Regions from separate parts of the Homo sapiens genome. Here region 2 is linked to region 1. Evidence: read pairs that join two places in POLR2A ChIA-PET (ENCODE). Cell type or tissue: endothelial cell of umbilical vein. All regions are shown on one strand. Each heading gives the region's core, and the rest is flanking DNA. Links, peaks and the distances in the headings are about the cores only.

The links. Peaks named below come from ENCODE experiments on the same cell type or tissue, not always from the same donor. Only the 100,000 strongest peaks of a DNase experiment are listed, where the experiment ranks them.
Region 2: POLR2A ChIA-PET joins it to region 1 with 5 read pairs; 7 of 35 experiments call an interaction of 5 or more read pairs at or near these places.

What each region holds. Positions count from the first base shown.
Region 1 is chr1:155,137,994-155,143,357 of GRCh38, forward strand. It overlaps SLC50A1 (solute carrier family 50 member 1), which reads left to right. Exons shown (of 6, transcript NM_018845.4): 5 at 1-105; 6 at 187-860. The coding sequence ends at 288. It overlaps DPM3 (dolichyl-phosphate mannosyltransferase subunit 3, regulatory), which reads right to left and starts at 2,538. Exons shown (of 2, transcript NM_153741.2): 1 at 2,498-2,538; 2 at 1,898-2,252. The coding sequence starts at 2,247. The coding sequence ends at 1,969. RefSeq lists enhancers at 2,478-2,607, 2,778-2,837. In endothelial cell of umbilical vein, for the core only: no CTCF peak of the experiment used is centred there; DNase peaks (open chromatin) are centred at 2,028 and 2,538; H3K4me3 peaks cover 1,178 bases; H3K27ac peaks cover 926 bases; H3K27me3 peaks cover 258 bases.
Region 2 is chr1:155,010,314-155,015,677 of GRCh38, forward strand. It overlaps ZBTB7B (zinc finger and BTB domain containing 7B), which reads left to right. Exons shown (of 3, transcript NM_001256455.2): 2 at 4,342-5,364. The coding sequence starts at 4,348. Among named protein-coding and RNA genes, the nearest start is that of ZBTB7B, 10 kb to the left of the region's middle. RefSeq lists enhancers at 1-342, 1,842-2,589. In endothelial cell of umbilical vein, for the core only: no CTCF peak of the experiment used is centred there; no DNase peak of the experiment used is centred there.

The DNA of each region.
Region 1 (5,364 bases), core at 1-5,000:
ACTAAATCAACCCAATGTCTCTCCTACCCACTCACCATTGCTACCCTTCTCACCTCTGCCTCCTGGTGCCTCTATGGGTTTCGACTCAGAGATCCCTATATCATGGTAAGCACAACTGGGATGGGGTGACAGGGGTGCAAGATGGAAAACTGGCTCCTCTCCTCATAGCAGTTCTTGTGATTTCAGGTGTCCAACTTTCCAGGAATCGTCACCAGCTTTATCCGCTTCTGGCTTTTCTGGAAGTACCCCCAGGAGCAAGACAGGAACTACTGGCTCCTGCAAACCTGAGGCTGCTCATCTGACCACTGGGCACCTTAGTGCCAACCTGAACCAAAGAGACCTCCTTGTTTCAGCTGGGCCTGCTGTCCAGCTTCCCAGGTGCAGTGGGTTGTGGGAACAAGAGATGACTTTGAGGATAAAAGGACCAAAGAAAAAGCTTTACTTAGATGATTGATTGGGGCCTAGGAGATGAAATCACTTTTTATTTTTTAGAGATTTTTTTTTTTAATTTTGGAGGTTGGGGTGCAATCTTTAGAATATGCCTTAAAAGGCCGGGCGCGGTGGCTCACGCCTGTAATCCCAGCACTTTGGGAGGCCAAGGTGGGCGGATCGCCTGAGGTCAGGAGTTCAAGACCAACCTGACTAACATGGTGAAACCCCATCTCTACTAAAAATACAAAATTAGCCAGGCATGATGGCACATGCCTGTAATCCCAGATACTTGGGAGGCTGAGGCAGGAGAATTGCTTGAACCCAGGAGGTGGAGGTTGCAGTGAGCTGAGATCGTGCCATTGTGATATGAATATGCCTTATATGCTGATATGAATATGCCTTAAAATAAAGTGTTCCCCACCCCTGCCCACGATGGTTCATTCTCTACTCATAATTCTAAACCTGCCTGGTTTGGTGAAGGATAGATCCACAGTTATTCTCAGGTTGGTAGGGTAGGCTCAGAAAAGGTATCTCAAAGAACCAAAAGGTTGGAAAGACCCAGGAAGGCCTTAAAAATAACAAAACTTGGATGTTATGAAGAATGGAACTTAGGCTTCAAGAAAGTACTTCTGGCCGGGTAAGGTGGCTTATGTCTGTAATCACAGCACTTTGGGAGGCCCAGGCAGGAGGATCACTTGAGCCCAGGAGTTTGAGAACAGCCTGAGCAACACAGCGAGACCCTGTCACTACAAAAAATTAAACATTAGCCTGGTGGCGTGGTGGCATATGCCTGTAGTCCCAGCTACTCTGGAGGCTGAGGTGGGAGAACTGTTTGAGCCTGGGAGGGTGAGGCTGCAGTGAGCCATGATTGCACCACTGCACTCCAGCCTGGGCAACAGAGTGAGACCCTGTCTCAAAAAAAAAAAAAAAAAGAAGTAGTACGCCGGGCGCGGTGACTCACACCTGTAATCCCAGCACTTTGGGAGGCCGAGGCGGGCGGATTACGAGGTCAGGAGATCAGACCATCCTGGCCAACACGGTGAAACCCCGACTCTACTAAAAATACAAAAAATTAGCCAGGCGTGGTGGCAGGCGCCTGTAGTCCCAGCTACTCAGGAGGCTGAGGCAGGAGAATGGCGTGAACCCGGGAGGCGGAGCTTGCAGTGAGCCGAGATCACGCCACTGCACTCCAGCCTGGACGACAGAGCAAGGCTCCGTCTCAAAAAAAAAAAAAAAGAAGTACTTCCTACAGGGTTGAAAGGACCAGGAAAGTGAAATGTCATTTCCATCCTGAGAAATATTGAGAAGGGGTCTTTGCCTCCTTGGGAGCAAAAATGGGAACACCAGCAAGATGCAAAGATAAAGGCTGAGATGGCCTCAAGAAGGTGGTTCTTTCACATTCACTTCTCGACCGTTAGTACATAGAATCCCCAATACCCGTTTTCCATACTCAAACTAAACGAAGTTAGAAAATAAACTGGCTCTTTAATGGGAAATGGGAGGAAGGGCTGTCCGCACAGGAATGGGGTTAGGCTGTCAGAAGCGCAGCCCCCTGCGGGCTAAGTCGGCTCGGGCCTCCTGTATCTGGCTCTGCAGCTCGCGTGCGGCGTCCTCGCAGTCATGAAAAGTGGCCACACGATAGCCCACAGTGCCCAGGGCATAGCAGCCGGCGGACACCAGCAAGTAGGCGGGCAGTGGCCACAGGACTTCCTGGCAGGACAAGGGCAGCTCCAGGCCCAAGGCTCCCGTGGTCAGGGCCACCCAGGTGGAGCCCAGGATCGCTAGTCCCCAAAGCCACTGCGCTAATTTCGTCATGGTCACTGCGAGAGAAGGAAGCAATGCTCCCCTGAGGAGCAGAAAGGAAAAGCGGACCAAACTCAACCGAAGCCCGCCCACGGAGAGCATTAAAACCAGCCCTGGCCAGAGGGGAATCGCCGATCCCAGAGGTCCGAACTTGAGTGCCCACAAAAGGTGGAAGGGCCCCTTCCACCTTGCTACCCCCTCTATATTTGAGACCCACTCCCCATCTCTCGCCCTCCCCATTCAGCCTTCAACCTACACTTACCTCTACCCCACGTCTCCCCTTCCCCGCGCGGCCCGGATGTTGGCGTCCGGAAGTCCTCCCTGGTTCACGTTCCGCTTCCGCGCGGCCTTCTGGGAGTTGTAGTTCACATGGCGGCGCCTGGTGTACTCCTGGCCAGCGCCTCAATCTAGGCGGGGGTACAGTGGGCTGTGCTCCGCAAACGGGGAGCAGGCCGGGTCTGGAGAGGCCTCGGCGCTGCTTTCCCACCTTGGGCTACGCTCCAGGCTGGCGTGGGGCTTGAGGACATCCTTAAATGTTGCAACAAGATGGGAATATAATACCATTCCCCTTAAACTCAATTCTCCAGCGCTGAAATCCATTCCTTCATTCACTAGTTCATTCATTCGAAGATTTCTTTCTTTCCATTCTTGACAGGGTCTCTCTATAGTGCCTAGGCGGGACAGAACTCCTTTTTTTTTTTTTTTTTTTTTTTTTTTTTTTTGAGACAAAGTCTCGCTCTGTTGCCCATGCTGGAGTACAGTGGCTCGATCTCAGCTCACTGCAACCTCTGTCTCCCGAGCAGCTGGGATTACAGGCGCGCGCCACCACGCCGGGCTAATTTTTTTATTTTTAGCAGAGAACGGGGATTTCACTATGTTGGCCAGGCTGGTCTCAAACTCCTGACCTCAAGTGACTGGCCCACCTCAGCCTTCCAAAGTGCTAGGATTACAGGCATGAGCCACAGCGCCCGGCCAGAACATTTCTTGATTACCATGATAGACTTTGGAGATACAGAGATGTCAAGAGACTCGACCCCTTTCAGGTGGAGGGGGAAAGCAGGAGTCAGTGAAGCAGTTGCATTGACAACTAACCATGAAGGCTTGAGATTATTGTTAGAACAGAGGTAGTCATATTTTTACAAGGACAACAACCAATATAACTTGGAGCCAGAGGAAGAAGGGCTCCAGGAGTCTGGGTTTCAAAAAAAAAGAAAAGAAAAGAAAGACCAGAAGAATTACCTGAAGTGGTGAAGGCATTGAAAGAAAGAGTATAATTCTTTAGAACAGTTTTGGGGATGAATTTATTATGTATAGAGAGAAAGAGAGAGAGAGAACAAAGTAAGAGAAAAGGTTAGGCAATTATCAACTTCAGAGGAAACAAAGAGTTATATAAGAAAGGAAAGACAATTGATAAGCCTGTCTTATAAAGACCACATCTGTAGTTTGACAGTTAGGTTTATTAACTTGCCACAACAGAGAGATCACACACTAGAAGAACTGTGGGGCAACTCATTAAAAAGGAAGAAATATGGTCATTCAGATGATATGGTTTGGCTGTGTCCCCACCCAAATTTCAAGTTGATGTGTATCTCCCAGAATTCCCACGTGCGAGGGACCTAAGGGGAGGTAATTGAATCACGGGGGCCAGACTTTCCCGTGCTATTTTCATGATAGTGAATAAGTCTCACAAGATCTGATGAGTTCATCAGGGGTTTCTGCTTTTGCTTCTTCCTCATTTTTCTCTTGCCACCGCCATGTAAGAAGTGCCTTTGTCTCCCGCCATGATTCTGAGGCCTCCCCAGCAATGTGGAACTGTAAGTCCAATTAAACCTCTTTTTGTTTGCAGTTTCGGGTATGTCTTTATCAGTAATGTGAAAATGAACTAATACAACAGGATATGGGAAAGGCTTGACTTTAAAATTTATATTTTAAAATTTATTTACTTATTTATTTAGAGTTGAAGTCTCGGTATGTTGCCCAGGCGAAGCTCAAACTTCTGGGCTCAAGTGATCCTCCTGCCTCAGCCTCCCAAGTGGCTGATACTATAGGCTAGCTAAAATTTAAATGAAACAGTGTTTTGATCGGTTCGAGGTAAGCATAACTTTAAGTGAAGGGATCAAGAAGTCCAAGCTGAGGGACCACTTGGAAATTACAAAGTCAAGATAAATATAGAATATAGTGTCCAAAAACCCACTATCTAGGCTGGGCACAGTGGCTCGTGCCTGTAATCCCAACACTTTGGGAGGCCAAAGTAATCCACGTGGCTCAGAACTTCTGGCAAGAGTAGGATGTTCCATTCGCACTGACTGATTTCAAATAGCAAAGTTTGTGACTATGATTTTAGAAAATGAAGTTTCTCAGCCGTATGTCCTGGATGTTAATTAACAAAAGCAGTTTTTACAGATTCACAGTCTTAGCACAAACACAAATGGCTCAGCTGTGAAGAAAATTTTCACAGCCGTAACGATGTAAACACTAAGTATTGATTTAACTAAAAATTGGAGCTGGGGACAGTGGAGCTGTGATCCCAGAACTTTGGGAGGCCTAGGTGGGAGTGTTGCTTGAAGAAATGTACAGATAAGTACCAGAAGAAGCAGCCTAGAAACTGGAGCGTAGTTGTATATGTAGGTTGTATATGTAAGGGTTAAAGAAGAGGAGCAGGGGATGGTTATTTTTCATTAAAAGCCTTGTAGAGTTACAGCTCTTTTTTTTTCTATTCTTTTTCTTTTTTTCAGACAAGGTCTTGCTCTGTTGCCCAGGGTGGAGAGCAGCGGTGCAAACATGGCTTACTGCAGCCTCGACCTCCTGGACTCAAGCTATCCTCCCACCTCAGACTCTGGAGTAGCAGGGACTACAGAAGTGGGCCACCACCACCACGCCCATCTAGTGTGTGTGTGTGTGTGTGTGTGTGTGTGTGTGTGTGTGTGTGTGTAGACGGGGTCTCCCTATGTTGCCCAGGCTGGTCTCAAAATCCTGGGCTCAAGCAATTCATCTCAGCCCCCACAAAGTGCTGCTATTGCAGTCGTAAGCCACGGCGCCCACCGAAGTTACAGCTTTCAGAATTTGTTGAGCAGGTTTCCCGGTTTTCACTTGAAAATGCCCCGCCACCCCGAAAAATATTTGTTGAAC
Region 2 (5,364 bases), core at 140-5,139, 130 kb before region 1:
GCACCGGGAAGCAGCCAACTCCCCTCGCCTCCTTCCCCCTTCGTGGCTTGCGGTCTCTCTTCCCCGCCTCGGCCCCCAGGAAGTGTGAGTGCTGGGGGTGGTGAGGTTAGGAGGGGGAAGCGTCATATGGGGGATGGGGAAGGCATGCACAAGCTTGGAGGGGCTGGGGTGGGGAGAGAAGGGCTCCATAAATGTCAGAGCATCCCTGGGCAGAGAACCTCTTCTTTGAAGCCCTTCTAGTCCTCATGTGAGAAGAGGCTCAGCCCCTTTACCTTCCCTCCCCAACTGGGCAATCCAGATGGCTGCAGCTCCTGGGCCCCAGAGGCCCTGGGAAGCGGTGGGGGAAGCTGGAGAACAAGGATTCCTGGGTCCCTTAGGACTTTGGACTGGCTGTCCAATTTCCCCACCCCCCTGGTCCAGACGCAGGCCAAAGCCATGGCTTCGTGCAAACTTAGCTCCAAAAAAACAGGAAGAGAACCTGAGGCTGGAGTTGGGGTGGGGGGGTGGAGGGAGAAAGGAGACAGAAGTAAGGGGGAGGGGTGGCCAGCCAAGGCACCAGGAGCGTTGGGAAGAGCCTCAGGTCTCTCCATCATCCCTGGCAGGAAGATGTTACAGCCTGGTCCTCATCCTCCCTCACCCCAAGCTGCTGCTCCTGGAGAAGCCTGGCCAGGCCCCTCTCAGGCTCCCTGGCAGAGCCTAGAGGTAGGGGCCTTGGAACCTGGGGAGGGGGGGCTCTGCGTGCCTGTGTCCCAGGCCCATATCTATTTTCTCTGCTGCTAATCCTGGTTCCGCCTGCTGCCCCCCACACTAAGCCTCACTCCCCTAATCCCCAGGGTGGGGGAAAGGGGGGTCAGCTTTACTCAGCTGCCCTGTTCAGGGCCTGCTATCCCTGCCCTTCGGCTGGCTCAAGCCAGCAGTGTTGGCCTTCGTGGCCCCCAGCCCTGCACTGGACCCTGCCTGAGGTCAGCACCCGGAAAGAGTTCCCATCTCCCTTTTCTTTCCAAGACCAGGCCAGTGGCCTCCACCTTTTGGTTTCTTGGTGCTGGACATACCCTGCCAGGTGCCCTTGAGCACTGAAGGGTAGGTGATAGGCACTCCCACCTTTACCCCCTCCCAACTTTCTCACCCTGAAGTCTTCCCCCAACCAAGGACAGGGCAGGCTTGACTCAGGGCCCAGTTTCAAGAGAGCTGCCCACCGGCTTGGCCGGTCTAGCAGGCCTGACAGTGAGGGGAGCCTGGGGGGGTGGCGGGAAAGAGGGGAGTGATGGGGTGGGGCCCCCAGTTCTTCCCCCTACCAGGCAAACAGACCAAACAGACCTTGCCCGGTTCCCTGGCACAGCTGCACCCCCAACCACCACACACACCCATGCCCACAAGGTCTTAGCAAGAGGGGGCATGCCAGATTGGGTGGGGATGGGCCGCCTTCATGGGGCGTCAGGGGACTGGGCCCTCTGGGATGCAGAGGTGGGAAAGGTGCCCAAGGTAGGGTGGGCACCCTGGCACCAGTGCCCTGCCCTGGCAGAAAGAAGGGGGAGGCCTTTGCCCCACCCATCCCTCCCAGATGATGGGTCTAGGAGGGCCCCTTGGCCTGGTTGGCACCACCATAGCTCCAGGTGGCACCTATATTGGCATGGGTGTTAGAGCCCTGGGTAAGGGTTAGGGGAGTTTCCCAGAAGCTAGAGAAGCTTATGAACACCCTCTCCTTCCCACACATGTCCTCTGCCTCTCCCCCTCTTTCATTGCTACCTCTTGGCCATGGGCATTGGATTTGGGCCTAAGGAGTTAAACACCCACCCTTGCCCAATCCCTGTGTGAGTTGCGTGGTGAACGAGCCTGAGCCTGTGACCTGACAGTGAGGTCAGCCAATCAGCGCCCCCACCACACCAAGTTGCCACGGAGACCGGCCCTGGGGTGGGAGAAAGGAGGCGGGTTTAGCAGCGGGAATGGGTGGGGTGGGCAGGGAAGGAGGGAGAGGGATGGGGTGAGCCACGTGCCTGCCAGTGCCCAGCTCCCAGCCAATGGACAGCGAGGACAGCCCCACCCATCCCCCTTAGGAGGGACAGGATCCACTTGGGCCCAGGAGGGTGCCTACTGCTGCTTAAGTAGCTGCAGCCACTGTTGCTGCTGCTCCTCCTGCTGCTGCTGCTGCCCACCTGGTTTTTGTTTGTTCCCAAGTCTGGGGGCCATTTGCCACTTGTACCATTTGTAAAGTACAGGCAGGAGGATTAAAGGGAGCAGGGAGAGCTCCCAGATGGCTTGGTTCCTAGGGAGAGAAGTGGTTTGCGGACTTACGGTGGGAACAGGTGAGCTATCTAAGGGTGCCTAGAGGTGGCTTACAAGCAAAGAAGGACATGCGGGTGCTGCTCACCCAAGGTTTCTGTGCAGGAGCCCTGGCCTTGCAATGAAGAGGGCAGGCAGGGAGGCAGACACAGAGAATGCACTTCTTGTGTCCTAAAGAGGAAATTTGTGGCTTGACTCCCCCATTCACCCCCCCACCCAAAAAAAAAAAAAACCTTTCCCCATCAATGGCCAGGTCTGAACAGCTGCTGGAGTGGCAGAGGGGACACTGACAAAATGTCAGTGGGACTTGCCTTAGGGATCATCTGGGCCAGTCTTTAATATTACATATGAGGAACAGGCTTCCTCAGGAAAGGAAGTGACTTGTCCAAAGTCATGTAGCTAGTAGTAGCTTGGTTCCCTCAGGGTGATTTGAGGGAGGGAGGCAGACCTGTCCCCAAGTAGTTTTCTTAACAGAGGCCATCTGTATAGTGGAATCTGACCCCAGGCTAGGCCAAGGCCAGAACATTTATCGAATCCCTACTGCATATCAGGCATTGTGCCATATTTGGTCTCATTTAACCCTCACCACAACCCTAGGAGTCAGGTGGAATTATCCTATGTTACAGATGAGGAAGGCGGCTCAGAGATTAAATCACTTGTTTAAGGTCATGGAGCTAACTGGTGGCAGAGACAGGATTCAAACTCAAGCCTGGCTGACTCCAGAGCCCAGTTCTTTCCAAGCCCCAGCACTGTCTCCAGTTGCTCCAGACCCACAAAATGTCAGGGCTGAAGGTCTGAGCCATTGGGGCCACTACTTCCACCCCCTCCTTGCACAGCTGAGGAAATGGAAGCACAGAGAGAAATGACTTTCCCAAGGTCATTCAGCAAGACAGTAGCAGAGCCAGGATTTAAAGCAGGTCTCACCCCCTTCCAGGCCCCAACCCCTGCCGACACCTCTGCCAGCCTTGGTGCTCTGCACCCACCTCCTGGCTGCTCTGCACCCACCTCCTGTGGCTGGGCCTTGGAGGGTAAAGGATAGAGAGCAGGACCAAGGCCTTCTGGAGACGGGGCTCTCCTGGAATAGGGAGGGAGGGGTGGCAGTAGCTGAGGGGGAGGTGGGGGGTGGGACTGGAACTTGGCCTATTGGCAGTGGGGGAGGGGGCGGGGGCGATGCTTATCTGTGCGGGGCAGGAAGCACCCGCGCCAGCCAGTGACACCCCAGCAAAGGGTGGCTGCTCCTTGGCCCCATGGGGGAGGGGAGGATGTGGGGGGAGGGATGCTGGGAGCTGTGTTTCCCGTTTGGCCTGGAGAAGTGGGGGATCTAGAAGGGGAGATGAACTTTTGGTAGCCAGGGGAGGGGCAAGAGGAGGAAGAGGATGATGCTTGGAAGCTGCCTTCTCTTGTTTGCATATGTTTTACAGTGTCCTAACCGCTTTGGAGAGCGATAACTTGAGTTAAAGCACCTGTCTGTGCCTGGCCTCCAGCAGATCTTGGTCCAGTGTGAGTCTGAACTCTCTCATTGGCCTCTCCCCAGGTTATGAGGAGGTTCATTACAAAGACTGTTACCTCACTTTTCAAATGACTGAGGCCAGCTGCCAGTACCACCCCCGGTCCTTCAGCCAATTCTTTATGAAGCCTGAACCGGGACCCAGGCATCCTATCTCCCAGTCCACTGCTCCTTCCAAAGAGATGGGGAATGGGGCAGGTGACATAGATGGACCTCCATGAAAGGGCCAGAAAGGCAGGGCTCCTGCTGCCACAGAGGCAGAGTAGAATAGTATAGTGGTTAGGAACAAGGACCGGGCCCACTCCCTGAGTTTGAACACTGTTCTGCACTTAACTTGGAAAATCACTTCACCTGTCTGAACCTCAGTTTCCTTGTCTGTGAAACAGATGATGATCATACTTCAGAGGGTTCTGGAAGATGAAATGAGTGTAAAGTACTCAGAAGGGTGACTGGCATGCAGTCATCCCTCAATAAGTATTGGCTAAAGTTGGTCCTCTTTCCCCAGACCCCTGTGGGCTGAGCGCTCTTAATCTCCCCTCTACTTGACTCTGCAGGAGAAGATGGGGAGCCCCGAGGATGACCTGATTGGGATTCCATTCCCGGACCACAGCAGTGAGCTCCTGAGCTGCCTCAATGAGCAGCGCCAGCTGGGCCACCTATGTGACCTCACCATCCGGACGCAGGGCCTTGAATACCGCACCCACAGGGCTGTGCTAGCTGCCTGTAGCCACTACTTCAAGAAGCTTTTCACTGAGGGCGGTGGCGGAGCTGTCATGGGGGCCGGGGGTAGCGGGACGGCCACTGGGGGAGCAGGGGCCGGTGTGTGTGAGCTGGACTTTGTAGGGCCAGAGGCACTAGGCGCCCTCCTTGAATTTGCCTATACAGCCACACTGACCACCAGCAGCGCCAACATGCCAGCTGTGCTCCAGGCTGCCCGCCTGCTGGAGATCCCGTGTGTCATCGCTGCTTGCATGGAGATTCTGCAGGGCAGTGGGCTAGAAGCTCCCAGCCCGGACGAGGATGACTGTGAGCGAGCCCGCCAGTATCTGGAGGCCTTTGCCACAGCCACGGCCTCTGGAGTTCCCAATGGTGAAGACAGTCCTCCACAGGTGCCCCTCCCACCACCTCCGCCACCGCCACCTCGGCCTGTTGCCCGCCGCAGCCGCAAGCCCCGGAAAGCTTTCCTGCAAACCAAGGGGGCCAGAGCAAACCACCTAGTCCCTGAGGTGCCCACAGTGCCCGCCCATCCCTTGACCTATGAGGAGGAGGAGGTGGCGGGCAGAGTGGGCAGCAGTGGGGGCAGTGGGCCGGGGGACAGCTACAGCCCTCCCACAGGAACTGCCTCCCCTCCTGAGGGTCCCCAGAGCTACGAACCCTATGAGGGTGAGGAAGAAGAAGAGGAGCTGGTATATCCCCCAGCCTATGGGCTGGCGCAGGGTGGCGGGCCCCCGCTGTCCCCAGAGGAGCTGGGCTCAGATGAGGATGCCATCGATCCTGACCTGATGGCCTACCTAAGCTCCCTGCACCAGGACAACCTGGCACCAGGCCTGGACAGCCAAGACAAGCTGGTGCGCAAA